2 separate regions of the Homo sapiens genome follow, and region 2 is linked to region 1. A link is an interaction called in ENCODE POLR2A ChIA-PET data of the cell type or tissue named here. Cell type or tissue: K562. All regions are shown on one strand. Links, peaks and the distances in the headings refer to the core of each region. The heading gives the core; the rest is flanking DNA.

Evidence for each region. Peaks named below come from ENCODE experiments on the same cell type or tissue, not always from the same donor. Only the 100,000 strongest peaks of a DNase experiment are listed, where the experiment ranks them.
Region 2: POLR2A ChIA-PET joins it to region 1 with 5 read pairs; 2 of 35 experiments call an interaction of 5 or more read pairs at or near these places.

The regions. Positions count from the first base shown.
Region 1 is chr6:20,981,424-20,989,817 of GRCh38, reverse strand. The region is part of intron 10 of CDKAL1 (CDKAL1 threonylcarbamoyladenosine tRNA methylthiotransferase); the gene reads right to left. Among named protein-coding and RNA genes, the nearest start is that of CDKAL1, 450 kb to the right of the region's middle. In K562, for the core only: no CTCF peak of the experiment used is centred there; no DNase peak of the experiment used is centred there.
Region 2 is chr6:20,570,669-20,579,062 of GRCh38, reverse strand. The region is part of intron 4 of CDKAL1 (CDKAL1 threonylcarbamoyladenosine tRNA methylthiotransferase); the gene reads right to left. It overlaps LOC124901273 (a long non-coding RNA gene), which reads right to left and starts at 5,259. Exons shown (of 2, transcript XR_007059491.1): 1 at 5,050-5,259; 2 at 2,553-2,684. In K562, for the core only: no CTCF peak of the experiment used is centred there; a DNase peak (open chromatin) is centred at 3,672.

The sequences.
Region 1 (8,394 bases), core at 177-8,176:
CTCAATTTTGCTGTATTAGTTTTGAAATAAAATAACAAAGAGAAAAACTAAAACTAACAGCAAAATCTTTGGTGATTCAAACAAACATTATATGAACAGGTATACGCTATAAAAAGCCTTAAAATCCACACACAATTGCCTTTGTTCCATTTAAGAAAAGACTGCTACACACCAACAGAACGAATCAATAGCTGATCAATTTAATGGGGAAAGGGCAGCTCAGGCTGTACCGTCAGCTCAGAGAGTTTTATTGGCTTCTCTTAAATATGATATACATAATTGAGGAATCCAATGGAAAGGCAGATGTTAAAGATTTATCTTAAAATATTTAAGTCATTTATCTATGACCTGATTATCCAAACTGAGGCTTACCTTAGGTAACTTTAGTTCCATGGTTTAAGCAGTACACAGAAAAATGGCCTAGTGATTTAACTGCTTTAGTTAAGACTTCCTTGGTATGTAAATGATGTAGCTAAGCAAATACTTACTAAACATCAAACTATCTTTCTGGGATTGGGGATGCAAAGTAGACAATAATCTCCTCTGCATTCTATAAACGTGTAAGCATCTAATTGCCTTGTTTGTCAATGAAGCACTTACTCAGTGTTAGGCAGTCTGCGGAACAGTTTGAGTGCATCTCATTTGACTCCTGATGCTATGACATAGGTATTTTTTTTTACTGTTTCTGCGGTAAACCGTATTACTGTTTGCCAGTAAGTATTCTGGCTTCTGTCTCTGTGGGAGTAGTATAACCCCTGCCTATAGGCAGGAGTAGCCATATGACTTGGGATGGCCAATGAAATGTGGGCAGAAATGACACGCGCTACTTCAGGATAAAAGACTTAAAACCAGTGGTTCTCAGCCAGGCACGGTGGCTCGTACCTGTAATCCCAGCATTTTGGGAGGCCGAGGCAGATGGATCATGAGGTAAGGAGATCAAGACCATCCTGGCCAACGTGGTGAAACCCCGTCTCTACTAAAAATACAAAAAAGAAAAAAAATTAACTGGGAGTGGTGGTGCGTGCCTGTAATCCTAGCTACTGGGGAGGCTGAGGCAGGAGAATTGCTTGAACCCGGGAGGCGGAGATTTCAGTGAGCTGAGATCGTGCCACTGCACTCCAGCCTGGCGACAGAGCGATACTCAGTCTCAAAATAAATAAATAAATAAAAATAGAAACAAAAAAACCAGTGATTCTCTCAGTCTCTTTTCCCCCCTAACTCCATGGTCTAAGTTCTGAAGTGGAGAAAACTAGAACAGAACTTCAGCCAGTACATGATGGGTGTGTAACATGAACAAGAAATAAATGTTTGTTGGTATAAGCCACTGAGATTTTGGAGGCGATTTTACTATACAACATAACTTAGTTTATCCTTACTATGATTGTGAATGTTACGTGTTGACAGGGCTACTGAATGCGCAGATAGCTGATAAAACATTATTTCTGGGTGTCTGTGAGGGTATTTCCAGAACAGATTAGCATTTCAATCAGCAGACAGAGTAAAAGAAGATCCATCCTCATCAATGGGTGGGTAGCATCCAATCCTTTGAGGGCTCAAATTAAACAAAATGGCAGAGCAAGAGTGAATTCTCCCTCACTACACACACACACACACACACACACACACACACACACATATTATGTTTCTTTGAAGGACTTTGATTAATCCACTGATGCATTCTCATGTTACGGATAAAAACACCAAAGTTTAGAGATGTTTAAAATGATATGTCTGGCTGGATGCAGTGACTCACACTTGTAATCTCAATACTTTGGGAGGCCAGGGTGGGAGGATAGCTTGAATGTAGGAATTCAAGTTAAGCCTGGGCAACTAGTGGGACCCCATGTCTACAGGTGAAAAAAAAAAAAAAAAAAGCTGGGGATGGTAGTGTGTGCCTGGAGTTCCAGCTACTTGGGAGGCCGAGGTAGAAGGATCACATGAGCCCAGGAAGTCAAGGCTGCAGTGAGTCGTGATTGTGCCACTACACTCCAACCTGGGCAACAGAGTAAGACCCTGTCCCAAAAAAATAAAATAAAATGATGTGTCTATAGTCAAGAGCAGTAAGTGGAATAACTGGATTTAGAACCCAATCTTGTCATAGCACAGCATCCTTTTTCTTAACTATTTTTCAATAAATATTAGGATGGAAGTGCCTATCAATTATGAAGGTAAAACACGGGAAGAAGAAGTTAACTGTTGCAAGAGCAACAAAAGGTTTTACCCCAAGTAGAGTTCAATTTTTAAAGATAAAAACGTTTCCTAGCCAGGCACGGTGTCTCACGCTTATAACCCCCCAGCACTTTGGGAAGCTGAGGTGGGCGGATCACTTGAGGTCAGGAATTCAAGACCAGCCTGGCCAACATGGTAAAACCCCGTCTTTACTAAAAATACAAAAATTAGCTGGGTTTGGTGGTGCACACCTATAGTCCCAGCTGCTCAGGAGGCTGAGGACAATCACTTGAATCCAGGAGGCAGAGGTTGCAGTGAGCTGAGATTGTGCCACTGCACTCCAGCCTGGGTGACACAGTCTCTGTCTCAAAAAAAAAAAAAAAAAAGTTTCCAGACAAACTGCAAAGATAACATAGGTTTAATAAATAAAAATGGTGGACACAGTTTAGATACACAAGGCCACTGTACATAGGTAACCAAAACTTAAGGCATCTTGATTTCCACAGAACAATAACCCCAAACACAAACATAAACTTCTTGTCCTTTTGAGTCAGTGAAGTTAAACCAATCAACTATAGACAAATCAGCTTACACATCTTTGTTTGCCTTAAAGAAGAATATAGGACAGCCAATCATGGGAAAGGTCAAAATACTTCCTATTTTACAGTCTATGAACTGTGCTGTCTTAATGGCTGTAAAATTGAGACTTCGTGCCATTTTTCAGTTTGAGGTCTTTCTGGTTCATAAACTTTTCTTTTGCATGCATAGTAAACTCTCAAAATTCTAACTTGATCTGATTTTGACACACATAATATACCTAGTGTCTTAAAATACAAACAAGGCTGCATATTTTATAAAATAATCTAGTGACCTGCCATATCAGTTCTTCTGGCTTTTCTAAGTCTAATAATACCACTTATATATCTTTAAAAGTATATTTAGAAAAATAAGCATACTTGGAGATCACTTAATGATTCTCTATTTACTTTTTTTTTTTTATTAAATATACCAATTACTACACATTTTGTTAAAGTCCTTCTAAAGAGAGAATTGTACATTTGAGGGTTGGGCTTGTAGTATCTTATAAGGCTGAACCTGTCCCATTCCCTTAGAAAAAAAACGCATAAAATAAGTAGTGCACATAAAGTAATGAAAAAATATCTCCATTGTTCTTTAAAAATATACATTTTTTCTCTATTAAAAGCAATGCATGTTTCTTTAAATTTTGAAAAATTGAGAAAAATAGAATAAAAAACTAATCATTGCTGAAAACAACCATTATTAAAAGAAGGATTCATTACTCTTGCTATCATCTTGAAACAACTAAATTATAAAATTATATGTGATACTATCTAGTGAGTTTGAGAAAAATGAAATGATTTTCAAAGACTAACATATAAAGCTAACAGTATTTCTTGACAGTAGATCATTAGGTCTGAGCCCAATTTCCTCAAAAACGAAGGAAGAAAACCTTTCTTTTAAGCAGGGTCCAAATCACCCAAGCACTTAGACTCAAGGGGATCATAATACTTCCACATTAGCATAACAGGAGAGAGAAATCTGAATATGAAAACAACAAACAAAGGAGAATCAGAGATAAGAATCAGCAAAACATCTTAGACTCATTCCTGAACAAGTTATTACCATTAGAACAATGTTGTCCCTGGAGCTATGATGAGAGAATGGAAAAAATAAATAGATACAAAAAGAAAAAATTTCTTCATTTGAAAAGCATATAAAAATGAGAAAGAAGGTAAAAGAAGAAAAGAGGAATAGGCAATTCTCTCCCCCACCTCTTAAATGCATTGTACAGAAAGGGAAGTCTTAAAAGTTGTTTTTTTTTTTTGAGGCAGGGTCTCACTCCATCATCCAGGTTGGAATGCAGTGGCATGATCACAGCTCACTGCAGAGTCCACCTCCTAGGTTCAAGTGAACTCCTGAGTTCAAGGGATCCTCCCGCTTCAGCCTCTCAAAATGCTGGGATTACAGGTGTGAGCCACCATGCCTAGCTTTAAAGTTATTTTAAGACTTTAGGTCTTAAGAACATGGAACAGGGTGGGGTGCAGTGGCCCACGCCTATAATCACAGCATTTTGGGAGGCAGAGGTGGGCAGATCACCTGAGATCAGGAGTTCAAGACCAGCCTGGCCAACATAGTGAAACCCCATCTCTACTAAAAATACAAAAAATTAGCTGGGAGTGGTGGCGGGTGCCTATAATCCCAGCTACTTGGGAGGCTGAGGCAGGGGAACCGCTTGAATCTGGGAGGCAGAGGTTGCAGTGAGCCGAGATCGCAGCACTGCACTCCAGCCTGGGCAACAAGAGTGAAACTCTGTCTCAACAAAACCAAAAACAAACAAACAAAAAAACCATGGAACGTAATTACAAAATAGCTAGAAGAGAGGCTTTTGAATGTCCACACCCAAAGCAATGATGAACACGTAAAGTGATGTTCAAGCTAAATACCCTGTTTGATCATTATGCAACATACATATGAATGGAAATGTCAAACTGTACCCTATAAATATGTATAATTACAAGTCGTCGACCTAAAAAAAAGTATTTGAAAAATGGGCCATAAGAAGTCATTTAATTGGAATGATTACAGAGGAACTAATAAGGCTCCCTAGCCCATTCCAAATTACGGCACTATTAGTGATACAGTAGTAGTGATAGGGAGGGGAGGCAGGGAAATTCTGGGTAGAAAAGGGCAGGTCCCTGGTGAGGGCTCCATCCTCAAGCCTGGAACTGCAGCCCAAAATGAGAACTTACATCCCTGTTTTCCTGCTCAAATGTTGTCCTTTCCAAAACCACCCATAGCCTTCCCCACCCCCCCCCGTTACTGTGCCCATAAAAACCCCAGGCTCAGCCAGCAGACAAAGGAGAAGCAGCTGGACACTGGAGATTGTAGTTGGACGTCAGAGAGAAGCAGCTTGACTTCAGAGGGACAGCTTGAAGGCGTAGCTTCGGAGAGGAGATTACCTTCCCAATCCGTCCCCTTTTCAGCTCCCCTTCCCGCTGGGAGCCACCTTCATCAGTAATAAAAATCCTCTGCATTTACCATCTCTAATTCGATCATGCAACCTCATTCCTCCTGGAAGCCAGACAAGAATTTGGGTGCCACGAGTGTGTGTGCACCCTCCACTTAGCTGTTAACACTTAAGCCGTCCACGAATGGCAAAGCTAAAATGGCACTGTAACATTCCTTCTGGGGCTTCAGGGGTCTCGGGCACCTCCCTAGAAACTGCTGCAGGGCCTCCATGGAGATTTTTGCCTGCTAGCACCCAAAAGCACTTGCCCCAGCTCCTGCACCCGCTCACCTGCACTCCCCCACCCATGAGCTGTGGAACACAGCAGGACCAAGCAAGTAGACTCTGCCCCTGCTGACACTGAAGTGGCTGGCTAGTTCTAGTGCCTGTGCACTCTAGTTCCTGCCTGCAAAGGGATCAGGGAAATATCCTGCTTCAGTAGTAGTAGCATAAATAGCAACAGTAATGATAGCAGTTTGCATCTGTATGTGCTAGACAATGTGCTGAGTCACATTCATTGTCTCATTTAGACTTCAGAAAAAAACGTAGTAGTTTTACTTCACGCGATCTTAGATTTAGAGAAATTAAATGCCATGACCACAGCACAATGGTGGCAATGGAATATAAACCCAGTGCCCTCGACATTGCTCAATCAAATGTCTCTCACAAGAGCATCATTCCTATGGATTGATCTACCTGTAATCCTCTCTATACATACACTAATTCTTGAGGAATAGCACAAACTAATTTGCATAAAGGTGTTAACAAACAATAAATCATTTCTGGGAGTGGGAGAAGAGTAGAAAGTAGTCTTTCTAAAACAAGGCATAAAATATATAGGTATTATGTATATTATACATAGTCTCTGATATATATTATGTAGCTTTTTGGGTTATTTTTAAGACGGCATCTCGCTCTGTTGCCCAGGCTGGAGTGCAGTGGCATGATCGCAGCTCACTGCAACCTCAGCCCCTCGGGTTCAAGCGATTCTCCTGCCTCAGCCTCCCGAGTAGCTGGGATTATAGATGTGCGCCACTATGCCTGGCTAATTTTTGTACTTTTAGTAGAGACAGGGTTTCACCATGTTGGCCAGGCTGGTCTCCAACTCCTGACCTCAGGTCATCTGCCCACCTCGGCCTCCCAAAGTGCTGGGACCACAGGCGTGAGCCACTGCACCCGGCCTATATTGTATAGTTTCTGATATATAAAATACATGTAATATTATATATGTCAAAGGTAATTTTTAATTTTCATAATTTGCAAAATTTTCCTCAGTTTGGTTATGTCAGAAATGGGTGGGTTTTTTAAAAAAGTCTCATGCGTTTAAACTAAGTTAACTAGCTCTTATTACATTACTTAAAATTAAATAATAAATTAATGGGATCTTTGCAGTCTTTTGCTACTGATCAATATGGATTTTAAGTACAAACTGATAAACATATATTTTTTATAAGGCAACAAGAGACATATTCCATCCCTGTTCTACTTAAATTGTTTTCACTTGGTAAAATTGTTTTCACATGTCAGTTCTTTAATTGGAACGTAAATAAAAGCATTTCTAGTTACTACATGGTAAGCCAGCTTGTCTAAGTACACCTTGTCAGAGTATCTTGAGATTTTAATCTGCTTTTTTAAACACATGAGCTCCAAAGCTATAGGATCAGACAGCTCCTTTAGCATGTAAAGAGAGATGAAGAAAAAGTTCCATTTGGGAAGCCAAATTTACTTTTAAGACTTGAGCTTTCTAAAAAATGTTGTTTTTTTAAAATGAAATAGAAGTCACAATTTTATGCATTAAAAATATAGATTTATTTATATTAGAGGGGGAAATTGTAATTTTAAATTCCCCTTTCTGGCAGTCTGTGGTCTCTACAAATAAAAAAAAAATCTAACTTACCCTTTTTTGCAAGGTTTTGCCCAATGTTAACAGAAGAAGTCATTTGATACAGAAGCATTTTGAAATGTTCAATTTTGTAATTTTTGTAACATCACAGTTGGTTTTTTTTTTCTTTTTTTGGATTTTGTTCTTTTGGGGTTTTTTGTCTTTTATTTTTATAGTTGATTTTTTTTAAGAGCAGGCTTTGCAGTGCTCTCTTTGTGTTTCCAATGATCAGATCTTTCCAATGAGCAAATGTGTTGTAAATTACATTATTAATACCTTATGTTAACCTGGCTAAAGAACTAGGTAAGCATAAGCCTAAATAACAATGATTAAGGAAATCCAGTACACTTTATTTATTTATATGCTAAGAATTTCCTTCAGAACAGGCACAGTGGCTCATGTCTGTAATCCCAGCACTTTCGGAGGCTGAGGCAGGCAGATTGCTTGAACCCAGGAGTTTGAGACCAGCCTGGGCAACATGGTGAAATTCTGTCTCCATAAATAATACTAAGATAAGCCAGGAGTGGTGGTGCACCCCTGTAATCTCAGGAGGCTGAGGTGGTGGGATTGCTTGAGCCCGGGAGGTGGAGGTTGCAATGAGCCAAGATTGCACCACTGTACTCCAGCCTAGGCAAGAGAGACACACTCTGTCTCATAAATAAATAAATAAATAAATAAATAAATAAATAAGAATTTCCTTCTATCTTAGGTGAGAAAAAGTGATTTCCACATCAAGTACTCTGACTTTTTAATGTTTCAAACTTAGAGACTGCAAATATAGAAGACAGCTAGGGAAAAAGATATTTCAAAGATGAGTCTAACAAAATGTGTAATATGCTGAAGTGAACTAGGAAGGAAGGAGAGTGATGGGGACCATCAACAATTTTCTTTTCCTTTTTTGAGACAGACTCGCAGTGTTGCCCAGGCTGGAGTGCAGGGGCACGTTTTTGGCTCACTGCAACCTCTGCCTCCCAGGTTCAAGCAATTCTCCTGCCTCAGCCTCCTAAGTAGCTGGGATTATAGGCACCTGCCACCACGCCCAGCTAATTCTTCGTATTTTTAGTAGAGACGGGGTTTCACCATGTTGGCCAGGCTGGTCTCAAACTCCTGACCTCGTGATCCACCCGTCTTGGCCTCCCAAAGTGCTGGGATTACAGGCGTGAGCCACTGTGCCCGGCCTCATCAAAAATTTTCTATATAATGTTTAGATGATTGCTATTGCCCTATCCTCATAGGATCATCTCTCCACAGAATTCACTAATGGGCACGATTCATCAGAGAAAACTGGGAATTATTTTGCAAGGGGTATCTAAGA
Region 2 (8,394 bases), core at 102-8,101, 410 kb after region 1:
GAGGTTGCAGTGAGCCGAGATTGCGCTGCTGCACTCCAGCCTGGGCAACAGAGCGAGACTCTGTCTCAAAAGTTTCATCACAGATTGTATAAGACGAATCTAAACTAGCTACTGCACTTCTTTCTTTCCCACCCAGTAACTCTCTTCCATTGTCCTTTTACACTTTTCCTCCTGTTTCATGATTTAAGCTCATCGATGCCTGCCATAAACAATGCTTAGTACTTAGTCCTGAGAAAACAATCAGAATTTTATATCACAAGACAGTTTCTTTTGTCAAACACCAAGTCAACTTCTTCATCAGATGTCAATGCTTTCACCGAACATGTCTGCCGTAGAGAATTAAGTAAACAACTAAACAAACAATCACAAAACACAATTAAATAAGATAATGTGTGTAAAGCACTGAGCGTAGGGACTGGCACTCAATATATGTGAGTTGCTGTGGAAGTCTACTAACAATCCTCTTAAAAAAGCACTACTCAATCTCTCAACTTTAAGGTAAAAGTAAATTTGTATTTGATTGCTAGTATACACATTTCTGTTGCTAGAAGCAAATCGAATTTATACATGCAACAACATGGATGAATCCAAAAACAGTATCTTGAATAAAAGAAGCCAGACATAAAAGTACATACTATGAGTCCATTCATATGACTCCCAAGAACAAGTGAAATCAGAATCAGAAAGTGGCTGCTGCAGAGGGGAGGGGAAGGGAAAAGGAGGGTTGATGGGAGAGAGGTAGGAAAAATTTTTCTGGGGTGATGGAAATATCCCCTACCTTGTTTGGGGTAGTGTTTACATAGGTGCATAAATGGGAAAAAAAATTCACTCAACTGAATGCTTAAGATCTATGCATTTTATTGGATATAAATTATACCTGAATTTTTAAAAATTTAAAAAGCAAATGCATCAGTATCGATTTTTTGTAATTTAGAGTAGGAATGTTATACATACTTAGGTGGTTTAGGGGAAGGAAGGTTACAATAACTGCATAAGAAATATGGAGTCAGAGATTTATGACATATAGTCCAGGGAAGACAAATACATGTATTTGTTCTTTTTATTGTAACTACACCTAAGACTAAAACATTTTCCCCATCCATCTTCTTGACATCCATCTCCTATTGTCTCTCTGAGTTCTGATCACTGGCTCATTCTTCCACTCATCTTCCCTAGACTGTAGTCTGCTTATACCATGATACTAATAGAGTTAACAAAAAGAAAGGCTATGAATACCCAATCAAAACAGCAATGTTTTTATTAAATAGACCAGCAGCTGTGTGAGCAGAGACTTGTAAATGCATCTGTTCTACAGGATTTTATGTTTAATTCAATTTGTTCAAATCAGAGCACCAAGGCCCTGTAACTATGGGCTAGACAAGGAAATAGTTTTGCTAAACAGAATCCTACATTAACATGGTATTTTGAGAAAAGAATTGTACCTATTCATTCATTCAGTCATTCACACAACAAGCACTTACTGAGCACCTATTCCATTCTAGCTATTATGTACGGTACTGAAAATACAAAGATGAAGTACAGCCTGGTAGAGGTGACAGACATCTGAACAGATGGTTATAATACACTGGCAGGTTCAATAATACACTTAGGCCTGGGGTAGTACTATGAAAGCACAGAGCAAGGAAAGATTTCTTTTGAAGTCTGAAGCTTTTGTAGAGCAAAAAGGTACAAAGTGAAAATGAAAAATATACTCCCACCTAACCCCCGCCCCCTACATGGAGGGCTGCAGCTATATCAGTAATGTTTCATTTCTAAATCTGAGTAGGTGATATATAACTGGTCCTTATTCTCTTAATCCTTTTCTCTGTCAAATAGTTCATAATAAAATGTGTTAATACTGCCACCAGGTAGTACCTATAGACTCGGAAAGCCTTCCCCACTTACAGCTCTTTCTCTCACAACCGATCGCTTGCGGTCACCAAGGTTAGGTCGCCAACAACGAAGGGAAATGTGGAACAGAGACAGAAGTCCTCTTGTAATAGGAGTGTATGGAGGCCTGAAAAGGCAAAAGGAAATAGCCTACCAAGATTTCAAAATACACTACAAAAAAATTGTTAAATACAAAATGGGTATGGAGAACATATTTCAACCTCATTTTAGACATACACAGTAAAAAATTAAAATATATATATACCTGTGCCATATAGAGAAAATAAACATTATCACAAACAACTAATTCCATTCATTCTGACCACTGTTCTCTCAACAAACATTATTGAACACCTGCTCCACGCCACACACAGAGAAAAGCAAGCTCCTGCCTCCAAGGTGGCTACAGTCAAGTGGGAGGTGTCAGTCCTGTGAGCTGACTCCTAAAGTACAATAGGTAGGTTCTATGATAAGGACTAGCATAGAGTTTGCTACAAGGAACATGGGGAAACAGAAGGCGCTAAGCATTGCAAAATTTACCATCTTCACAGGTCACACAAATAAATGCATTACCCAGGAGTAAAAATGCTACAGAATAAAATGAAATGCTGAAAATGCAGAAGACTTGAAGTTAATAAAATAAGAATTGCTTTACCACAAAATCTCATAAAACTGTTGATTTTTATTATACTTCATACCTGATTTCAAAGAGCATAAAATTTTCAGTAATGATGAAACACCAATTGTTCTCCTATTCCATATCCAGGAGTCACGCCATCTTGCTAACACCTCCTCTTAATGGTTAAAAAGAAAAAGAAAATTGACAAAATTCTGGAACTTGTTTAAAAGATAGGTGTCACTATCATGCTGAAAATATCCTAGCTTAAGCCAAAATGACTGACAGAGACATGTGCTGGGGCCTCCAGGCAAAGGTAGACTTCTCATGACTGGAGTAACTGTGTAACATGTTTACATGTATGACATAACTCAGCTATTTATTCTTCTTTTACAGTTCTCACAGACACTAAATAAGATCTTTAAATCAGAGTTTTGGAATGTTCATTTTTCCATCCTCAAAACACTGTTTAATACAATATAAAAGATAAATTCCTTACATATATATGTCTATAGCTAAGTCAACTTAAGGTACTTTTGAGTCAATTAATTGACTTCCCTCTCCTTGTGATCGTATAGTTATGCTGTAAGAACAATGCTGCTCCTTACACACCTCCTCCTCTTAGCATTTGAGAGTTTAAAGGTAAGGGGCACGACAGATTTGTGATGTTTTGATAGAGTGTGTTGCCATGGAAATGACTGCCTTGTTCCTTACGAAGCATCATGACCTCCTTGCAAATGAAACAGGAAAAGGATGATTTCTGAGGATTCAACTGAAAGAAAAATTAATGGCTAGGGAAAAAAAGATCCAGAAACTAAGCAGACAATGTGAAAAATATTGCAATGTCAAGTGCTATACTGAAATATTTTCGAAGAACTTTTAAAAGCTATGACCTCCAAAATAGAAACCCTGTAATCAAAAAGATATAATATTAATGTGAAGATAAACCATAGAAATAACTTGGACCTGTGGTTTCTGAAAAAATATATTACAACCTCAATTCTGATAGATTATGAGAAAAATCATATGAATTTCTGTGGCTATGTTATAAAATTAAATGGATACTTTTTCCCTTCTAAAAGCAGTTTGCTTTCTTTTTTTTTTTTTTTTTTTTTGTGGTGCCCCTGTTTATACAGCTTATCCCTTATCACACTGACAAGACTGGGAACCACAGCAGATGGTCCCCGCAGACATAATTCTAACAGGTTTTTTGTGCAAACAAAAGATAAAGAAAGCTACAGCAATGATTTACTGATATCTAAAGTTGAAAACTGACAAAACACAAACTGCTTTTTTCTTACTGTTTGAACTGTTTATCCTTTAAACTACTAAATAAGATAGATATGGCCAAAATTAAATATGGTTTAAAAACTACAAAACCAAATACTCCAATCTTAACAGCCATTAAGTTCTGTCTTTGAGTTACCTAAATGTCCTAACTTTATTTTTTTTTAATTTTCACCATTGCCTTTGTCCCAGCAAAAGAAAGGATTTATAAATTTCTGCTTTATAAATCCTATTTAGTTATTATATTGTGAAATAAACTACTCATCTGGATTTTTCTTAAATGAGGAGGATGCATTTGAAATGAAAATTCCAAAATATTTTCCCAAGAAAAACTCACTAAAGAATGAATTAACTGAACTAAATCTGGAATCTTAGCTGCAAAGTCTATCCTATTTCAAAATAACCTACCATTTGAACATAACACACCACCAAATGGAAAATGTTCCCAAAATTACTCACCCTTCAAGATTAAAGAGTGTTTTCATACCATAAAACAGAAGCTATTTCATGACAATCTAACTGCAAAGAGAACTGTTTTTATGGTGTACCTGAAAATCCAGCAAGAGCCCCAAACAAAAATATATAATGAAACTGACAAGCATCTGAAATAAACTACCCAGACATCAAGCAAAAATACACCAGACAGACCCACAGGGCTCTTTTAATGTAGGTCATGATTGTCAGACCATAGCAAAAACATGGTGACCCTTGATAAAAATTAACCTTGATTATATGTAATCATGCACATATTTTGCCCTCAGTAAACAGTCCTCTAAAGTAAGTCCAAGGAGTGGATATCACAGTAAACTATGAACTACTTTTCACCAAAGAAAATGTCTGCCCATCATATTTCTATCAGTGGAGGTATAGGGGTACCTTCCATCATAATAGCTCAAGACATAAGGACCCTATACCATCTGAGCTAGGATTACATCCTTTTACTTTCTGAGAGGCTCTGTTTTATTGTGGAAAAATTATAAAAGGAAGCAAATTAAAATCAAATCAGGAATAATAGGCCCCATTATATCATCTATTTTATAGTTTATTTTTGTAGAAATCATTTGCAAAGTCTCTGACTAGGGGAGAGGTCCATATTAAAAAGCTTATTTTCCAATTAATCCAAGCTAATAAAACACTTTATGAAACAATCCATGAGGACAAAAATTCTCCATGCAGAATAATAACGAATATGTTCATATAATATAAACAATTTAGCCACAACTACTTAATTCAGGTAGTGACACCATAATACTAACCATATCAGTGTTGCAAATTTGAACCAGTATGAGCCAGCTAGTTATACTGCCTTCCACAGTCAAAATGCAGATGTTTGATTTTGCTAGCCAGCCATCACACAGGACAACTGAAAAACAGGACCAAGTGGCATACTCTGCTCAAATTAGTGCAAATCCATTACTACTGGAAGAGCAGTGGGTCAAAAAGCTCATCTCTGTACGGCATCCTTATTCAATAGGAACAATAGGTCTTCTCTGTACAATGCTTCCAAATCCAATCTAAAGTCACTGTATGGGTAAAGGACATATTTTTCTGATGTTAAGAACATCCAAAATTCAGAAAATGATAAATATATTAAGCATAATCTAACAGTTGTTATTTGATGTTCTACATCCTAAACCAAATACTATATTTATTTATGAACAGAAAATAAATTCTGTCAAATATAGAAGAAATCTAATTTTGACTTTTACAGTAAAAGTATGGCATCTACTTTAATTCTAAGACAACATATAAATCATCATGCTGATGTATCAGATACAATTTGAAATAAATGCAGCATACTTTCTTTGAACACATATTAGGTTCATTTCCATCTGCCATCTTTTTGGAGCATAAAAAACTCCTTAGCTGAAATATGTTTGCTAATAAATATAACTTGAGGTTTTTGTTGAAATTAAACTGCAAAAGTGTTATGAAAACTGTCATTTGCATACAACTCCAATCACCTACTATTCTCATTATGGTCACTATACTACATATTCTTAATACATAAATAACAAACACTGACCAGCAAGGTAAAATGACAACAACAACATTGAAATCCACAATGGAAATTTCCAATCTGAAAAAACAGATCTCAGATACTTTTTCAAAAAAGGCAAACAGGAAATGTGTAACAATGAGTTGCGCAACATGGTCCTTAAAATCCTGAACTTGCTAAATGTCATCATATTAGAAGGAGACTCTGGCTACAAGCTAATTTAATACTTAAATGTTAATATAATTTCCCCATTACTACATCTGCCATGAATGTTTTCTAACCAATAAAAGCAAGACTAGAAAATGGTATGTATGAGAGAAAAGGAAAATCAGCAATATCCTTGTTACATGTAGTCACAAACATACACTATATCTGGGCCTAGTTTTTTTCTTTTTTTAAACTACTACTATACTTTCAAAAATTGGTGATCATTTGAGCAGAAATAAAGTATGCAATTAGCTTGATTTTTTTTTTCCATCTAAAAATAATATAACTGAAATTAGACTACTATCTTGCCAGGCACATGAAGATTTTTAAGTATAATTTTGCTTAAAATATGCAGAGACTAAATCCTGAAATAAATTAACTTCTTTAGCCTCCACAAAACAAGGAACAAAAACAGCACTGGATAAATCTCGTTATAAGTACTGCAATGTGGACCCAATACATATGATAAATAAAGTATAAGAAAGCACTCAGCATTTCTATGTAAACTGCTTCTGAAGGATTATTATGGAATGCACACACTGGCTGAACTTAAAGTGTTTGGGTTTTAAACATTAATTTACTTTGACTATGTGCATGTCAAAATGAAAGATTGCTGTCTGGATCCAGACATGCCATATTAATATTGAACACAGGCATTCACTTCAGGTCAGTAGTCACTCCAAGTCGACTTCAGCAGGTGGTAAAAGTAATGTACTCATTAAAATGTATGTGTTACAAGGTTATCTCCCCAAAACAGCTCTCAAATACAGGTAGCCTTGAAACTTAAGCATTAGACAGGCTAGAACCAACCTCTAATTGTCACAAGTGTAGAGAAAATTGAACTTACTCTTGCTGCCTAATAACCAATGAATTTAGTTGCTTTCATGGGTATCTTGGGAGAAGTCAGAGATTTACATTCAATAAAGCTAACCTGGCTGCCTCCAACAGGGGTAAAGTGCTCTTGAACCAACCTGCATAGATTAGAATATCATTTTAGATCTAGAAGCCAAATAAGGGATTTTTCTTCATTTTGGATGCCTCACTGTATTTCTAAGTGAAATTTTACTCCTTTCATTTTTATTAACTCCATTCAAATTATTTTCCTCTTTTATGAGATAAAAATTTCAATTTTCCAGAATAAAGGCATAAATCTCAAGATAATAGGCCTGACTTATACCAAAGACATTTTTCTACCAAAAATTTTTTTTAAAATTACATCTGATCTTCAGCAAATACATCAAGATGGGTAACTATTCCCAAGAAGCTCAAATGCATTTTTTAAAATTACTCAACATCAAAGATAAATCTTTTCCATTTTATATCTGCTATACCTCAATTTAGACAAAATTACTCTCTAGCTCAGTCTAGAGAGTAATTTTGTCTCCCAAGTCAAATAATTTTCACTCCCAAGTCAGCCAATTAATTTACCACTAACTGATAAATCACTTTTTCATTTTAATAACATTTTTAATATATATAAACTATGTTTTTACAGGGTACTTTTCCCCCCAAAATGTCAATCCACTTCATCCATAAAAGCAGACAGAGTCCCCAAATTTGTAATTAAGCATTTCACATTGCTTCACTTCCTCATTATCCAACCAATTACTAGATAAGAGAACAGGGAGAAGGACAGGTCAGCAGAGATAGGGGAAAGAGAAGTCTTCTTACAAGGATAAGACTGCATCTGTCTTGTTCAACTGCTGAATACATAACACAACAGGCTTATGATGAATATCTAAGAATGAATGAATTTACAAAGAACCAGGGAACAGAGGAGTTCAACTTGCTTATTTTATATATGAATAAACTGAGGCTCAGGGAGATTACATGGCTTGACTAAGATCACAAGGTGAGTTGGTCAGCCTTGCACAGAGTAACTCAATAGATGCTCCTTTAAACATCGAGTTTTTTCTTATTCTCTCTTTCACCTATAGTACTTACTTCGTAACATCAATATAATTCTCTTTTTAGAGATTCACATAAGCTTCCCCTTCCAGAAATACAGGTAGAAGGTAATTCCTCCCCAGTGAGGGTGCTAACATTTCTGAAAATCCCCACAGCAGAATATATTTGGGGAGAATTTTTTAATCTAGTGGGAAGATAGGATAAGGAGACCAAAAGTAGAAAAATAAACTATAGAAGCCCCTATCAATAATCTATAACTTACCACAATAAAGATATTGCACTAAATGAAGAGACTATAAGGGTACATTTTACCCTTTTTTTTGTAATGATCAATACGGCACTTTTGGGGGTTCTCTAACCATCCCTTGATATCTAGGAATTCAGGATTTTCCTTCTACAGTTTCATTCAAAGGCTAGTAAATTTCTTTTAACTTGCAGCAGATAAAATGCATTCTAAAAAGCTGACCCAGTGCACACCTGTAATCCC